Linked DNA regions of Homo sapiens: region 2 is linked to region 1. The links are chromatin contacts, found by Hi-C or POLR2A ChIA-PET in ENCODE. All regions are on one chromosome and are shown on one strand. Each heading gives the region's core, a stretch centred on a gene start or an enhancer-like site at or near the end of the contact. The rest is flanking DNA. Distances are from core to core; before and after follow the strand shown. Region 1 overlaps RAP1GDS1 (Rap1 GTPase-GDP dissociation stimulator 1). Region 2 overlaps METAP1 (methionyl aminopeptidase 1).

Evidence for each region. Hi-C counts contacts between places; a loop is a spot of excess contacts on that map. ChIA-PET counts read pairs that join two places held with the same protein, here RNA polymerase II (POLR2A). Pooled maps may share reads with other maps.
Region 2: a loop to region 1 is called in a map with no recorded cell type, with 2.5 times the contacts of the local background. The contact joins two enhancer-like sites. A Hi-C loop is called at or near these places in 1 of 37 single-sample maps with no recorded cell type and 2 of 50 pooled maps. POLR2A ChIA-PET finds 5 or more read pairs at or near these places in 3 of 52 experiments (AG04450, Panc1 and activated T-cell).

Annotation. Positions count from the first base shown.
Region 1 is chr4:98,287,618-98,290,317 of GRCh38, reverse strand. The region is part of intron 1 of RAP1GDS1 (Rap1 GTPase-GDP dissociation stimulator 1); the gene reads right to left. Among named protein-coding and RNA genes, the nearest start is that of RAP1GDS1, 28 kb to the right of the region's middle. Within about 2 kb of position 1,428, at least 3 of the 41 ENCODE cell types and tissues checked have a DNase peak (open chromatin) inside an H3K27ac peak, as active enhancers do.
Region 2 is chr4:99,058,974-99,061,673 of GRCh38, reverse strand. METAP1 (methionyl aminopeptidase 1) reads right to left here. Exons shown (of 11, transcript NM_015143.3): 11 at 1-520. The coding sequence ends at 357. Among named protein-coding and RNA genes, the nearest start is that of ADH5, 28 kb to the left of the region's middle. Within about 2 kb of position 1,378, at least 11 of the 41 ENCODE cell types and tissues checked have a DNase peak (open chromatin) inside an H3K27ac peak, as active enhancers do.

The DNA of each region.
Region 1 (2,700 bases), core at 179-2,678:
ACTAGGAAGTCATGAAATTCTTTATGTTATTTGTGGTGGCATTTTTCAGTTTATCTTCCTCACAATATTATTCAGAAATGGTAGCTTTATTTTCAAGGTTATTGGATCTAAAACTTCATACTTTTAAATGTTAATCAATTCTATCACTTTACTATATGCCAGTAAGTAGATACATGGGTATATAGATAGATATGTGTTTGTTATCTTTGGACAATTATACCATTGCTGATGATAAAACCGACAGGAGACAAGTACACAAGAACTGCTAACTGAGCTTGTAAAAGTTCAAGACATTTTTACCTCACTTCAAATGTCACTCAATTTTTTTCTGTATCTATTATTTTCACATAACTATCTAGTAACAAAGCTTTACTTTGAAAGCATCACTATCCACATCAAATCCAAAAAAAAAAATATTTCTGTGCTAATGTGGTTTTCAAGTACCTAGAATACAGCCAATGCATGAATGGAAGAATTTCAAGTTTATCTCAAAATGAATGGCATTAAGTCAATTTGGGGCACCTGGCTTAGCAGCTGGAAATAATAGCAATCTCTCTTGAATATTATGTTTTACTTATCTAAAGGGTTTAGTATCTGACAGAATGAAGCTATTTTTAAAAGCTTCTCTAATGAAGTAGGAATAGTAGTTTCTGTTAGCATGTCAAGTGGAAAGGACTGTGTTTAAAAATTATAATATTTTCAGTTTTACTATGTTGTATTTTCAGTTTCCTACTTTTCTTTCTTTTTTTTTTTTTTTTTTTTTGTTTACCAGAGCTGGTCCTAAACCGATCAGAAACTTTTACAACTCACATTATGCCATCTCCCATTACTTTCTCACACAACATCATGTGTGTCAGTCCCACCACATTATTGGCTTTTTCCCAAGCACACTTTCATTTTCACAATTGTGAGAATTAAATTCTTTTCTAAAATTCCTTTCTGTGCATTTTCCACATCTAGCATGGCTACTTACTTGGCGAAGTCAACTAATATGCCAAGTCTTGCATGAAGCTTTCTGTATTCCTGCAGTCAGAGGAACCTTCCTTTTCTAGGCTCCCACATTTTGTTTATACCTTGATAAACATGAAAGTTTCTATTTTTATATAGATTCTTTAATGTTAAATTTATTCCAAAAGATTTTAGAATTTTGTGATTGCTGAGAATTAAATAAGTTGTCCCATTTTCATGGGTAGGTGACATATCTACAGTAAAAAAAGGGCTACCTTGTATAATTATCACATATTCAGTCACCATTCAAATTATCTTACTTCTTAGCAAGCTAAAAAAGTTTAAGCACAAAAATCATGCCTCTTGATCTTGGAACATATCCCTGTGGATAAAGGGGGACTACTGTATTATAATCAAATTCTCCAGTTATTCCCCATTTCACTGACTTCTAATGATATGAAAAAAAATCATGCTTCTCTTCACTGCTGCTGCGGCTACAGATGCTTGCTGTTAAGATATAAACAGACACTTCTCAAAAGAAGACATTTATGCAGCCAACAGACACATGAAAAAATGCTCATCATCACTAGGCCTTAAGAGAAATGCAAATCAAAACCACAATGAGATACCATCTCACACCAGTTAGAATGGCGATCATTAAAAAGTCAGGAAACAACAGGTGCTCGAGAGGATGTGAAGAAACAGGAACACTTTTACACTGTTGGTGGGACGGTAAACCAGTTCAACCATTGTGGAAGTCAGTGTGGTGATTCCTCAGGGATCTAGAACTAGAAATACCACTTGACCCAGCAATCCCATTACTGGGTATATACCCAAAGGATTATAAATCATGCTGCTATAAAGACACATGCACACGTATGTTTACTGCGGCACTATTCACAATAGCAAAGACTTGGAACCAACCCAAATGTCCAACAATGATAGACGGGATTAAGAAAATGTGGCACATATACACCATGGAATACTATGCAGCCATAAAAAACGATGAGTTCATGTCCTTTGTAGGAACATGGATGAAGCTGGAAACCATCATTCTCAGCAAACTATGGCAAGGACAAAAAACCAAACACCGCATGTTCTCACTCATAGGTGGGAACTGAACACTGAGAACACATGGACACAGGAAGGGGAACATCACACACTGGGGCCTGTTGTGGGATGGGGGTAGCGGGGAGGGATAGCATTAGGAGATATACCTATTGTTAAATGACGAGTTAATGGGTACAGCACACCAACATGGCACATGTATACATATGTAACAAACCTGCATGTTGTGCACATGTACCCTAAAACTTATAGTAAAAAAAAGAAAAACAAATAAGAAAACTGAGAGCTTAGAAAAAGTATTTAAAGTTTAATCATTTATCACTACCTTCATAATTATTACTTGGTCCCAATAAAATTGAAAATTAAAAAGAATATGAAACTAATGTGAATGTGCTACTTTGATAAATTAGTTTCCACGATGAAGTTCCACAGATGCAAGATCTAACAGGAATGTACCTAAATACTAAATATGTTTTGTGAACATACATTATGTACACATGATCTGAAAAAAAAAATATCTGAGCAAAAAAGTAACTGTTCAGGTGCATGTGTGCAATATTTCAAAGGCAATTCATGCAGTACTTGGATAATTAGAAATATTTCTAATATTTGAAGAGAAACAAAAGAGCTAAAAACTATTCTATTTAATGAAAACTCCAAACTATATTTCATAAATGTTACACA
Region 2 (2,700 bases), core at 129-2,628, 770 kb before region 1:
TTCAAAGATTCTCATTTCCAATGTTCACCTGGAAAGCAGATGGCTCTTGATGGCTGTTTTGCGGCAGTGATAAAAGCAACTACAAGCAAGTTTAAGTAAAAGTGCTCAAAGGGCAAATGAGAAAACAGGTGTGCAGGGGGAGGGGGCTGAAGAGTTGAGCAATGTTTCCTTTATTCTTCTCAGCTTTTTCAGACCCAAGACAAGTTCTTGAGGACACACATCAAATGCTGTAGTCCTTTCTTATCTATAGTCAAAACAAAACAAGTGATTAAAAAAAGGTTCCTCTTCCTTTCTGTACTCTCAATAAAATGCATAGCACAGTAAGAAGGTACTGAGATGTGCCATCTTGGGAGAAATTAAAATTGAGACATGAAGTGAGGCCGTGCACTGTCAAGTCGCCGGGTTAGGATTTCACAGCCAGTGTCTGTGACCAGGAGGGTGTGCTCAAACTGAGCAGACCGCTTTCCGTCTCTTGTCACCGCAGTCCAACCATCTGGCCAGGTTTCATCCTGCCATCCGCCTTCAACAAACAAAAACAATTTCTTAGTTCACTCAGTTTTCTAAATGAACTCTATCAAGAAGAAAGCCAAGGAAAAAATTCACTACTAAGATCCTTATTTACATGCCAATTGTTTTAGCTAATGCCTTTCCAACTTCATTTTGGTCTTCAGTATGTTTGATGTTTAAATTTCATCAGATGTATTACAACCACATTTTTTATATATCCCAAATATCAAATCAAGATGGAATTTCCAAAATAAAGGCGCTGGATTTCATTTTAACAACATATTGATACCAATCACCACAACTTTGAGTAACAACCTTAATTAATTATATGTATCATTATATGTATCAAAGCATCACTATGTACCCTATGAATATGTACAATAATTGTCCATTTTAAAACAGGAAATTTTTTAAAAAGGACATTCTGCAATATGCTACAACACAGATGAACCTTGAGAACATAATGCTAAGTGAAATAAGCCAGTCATAAAAAAGCATATGCTTGGCCAGGCGCGGTGGCACACGCCTGTAATCCCAGCACTTTGGGAGGCCGAGGCGGGCAGATCACAAGGTCAGGAGATTGAGACCATCCTAGCTAACACAGTGAAACCCCATCTCTACTAAAAATACAAAAAATCACCCGGGCATGGTGTTGGGCGCCTGTAGTCCCAGCTACTCGGGAAGCTGAGTCAGAAGAATGGCATGAACCTGGGAGGCAGAGCTTGCAGTGAGCTGAGATCGCGCCACTGCATTCCAGCCTGGGCGACAGACCAAGACTCCGTCTCAAAAAAAAAAAAAAAAAAAAAGCATGTGCTTAATGATTCCACTTCTATGAGGTAGAGTACAGTAGTCAAAATCATGGAGATAGAAAGCAGAACAGTGGGTGCCAAGGTCTGGGAGTAGTGAGCAATAGGAAGGGAATGTTTAATGGGTTGAGTTTCAGTTTTACAAGATGAAAAGACTTTTGGAGATGGATGGTGGTAATGGGTGCACAACGTTATGAATGTATTTAATAATATTGAACTGTACATTTAAAAATGAGATGTGTATTTTACAATTAAAAAATCAGAAAAAAAACTTGAATGAATTTAGCTCTTTCCTAGTATAACTTGGGCATCTGACAAAACTATACTCAGCATATATTGTGAAGGAAATCATGTAAATGTTTACAGTTTTATTACAGCATTCAATTCCTGATATAATTTCAAAATGGTAGGCACACAAACAGATGGTGAGAACAGATTATACAGTGAAATTTTTGTGAACTATACCCCTGGAATCAGAAAGAGGGGCAAAAGAAAGACTGGTGTGAGAGCATAAGAAAAATATGAAGCAGAATGGTCTGGACAGGAGTTGAAACCAGAGAAGGGAAGCAAAGGGACAGTGAATCTGGGAGGCCATGAAAGAAAACTCAGAGAAAGGAGGGAAAGGGGGTGAAGGGGTCATAATGAGGGAAAGCAGAAAGCAAAGGCCCAAGAGAATGTGAAGCAGAGGTGGAATGAGAAAGGCAATTCTAGATACTACTGTAAAAGATGTATTTGCGAGCTTTCTTCTTTCAAAATTAGATGTTAAAAAAAAATCAATACTTTCTTCATTTTGAGTAATCTTTAGGTGAAACATATTACCTCTAGGACTCACTGCCTCAGACAGACAAATCCCAGAACATAAACTCTGTAGTGAAGTAAACTACTTTTGCAATATTAAATCCCAGGCTAAAAAGAAAATACGAGGCGGCCTAAAAAAGTTAACTCATGCCTCATCAAGCAACTAAAGATGAGTACATCGATGTTTTTCAATGTAATGGCCTTTACACAAATGGCCTTTACACAAATTTAAAACATTACTACTGTAATTTTATTGTGATCTGATAAAACAGGATTTTTAGTAATGTCAAGTCAAACTTATTTGGCTATTCTGAGGAAATTCTCCTGCAGATTTGAGACTTTCTAGTCCAGGGATTTAACCTAGCTGAGTTACACTTCAAGTATATCTGCTATAATTTGATGATTAATTACCTGTGCTGGCTGTATAGAAAGTTATTTGCTTACTGAAAACACTACATCATGGCTCACCAACCAGGTGCTAGTTAATGGAAATACGTAGCCAAAATGACAATTTCCTCCCACTATCTTTCTTTTCACTGCTAAATACTTACCATCTTTACAACTGGTTGCACGTGATCAGAACTTTATC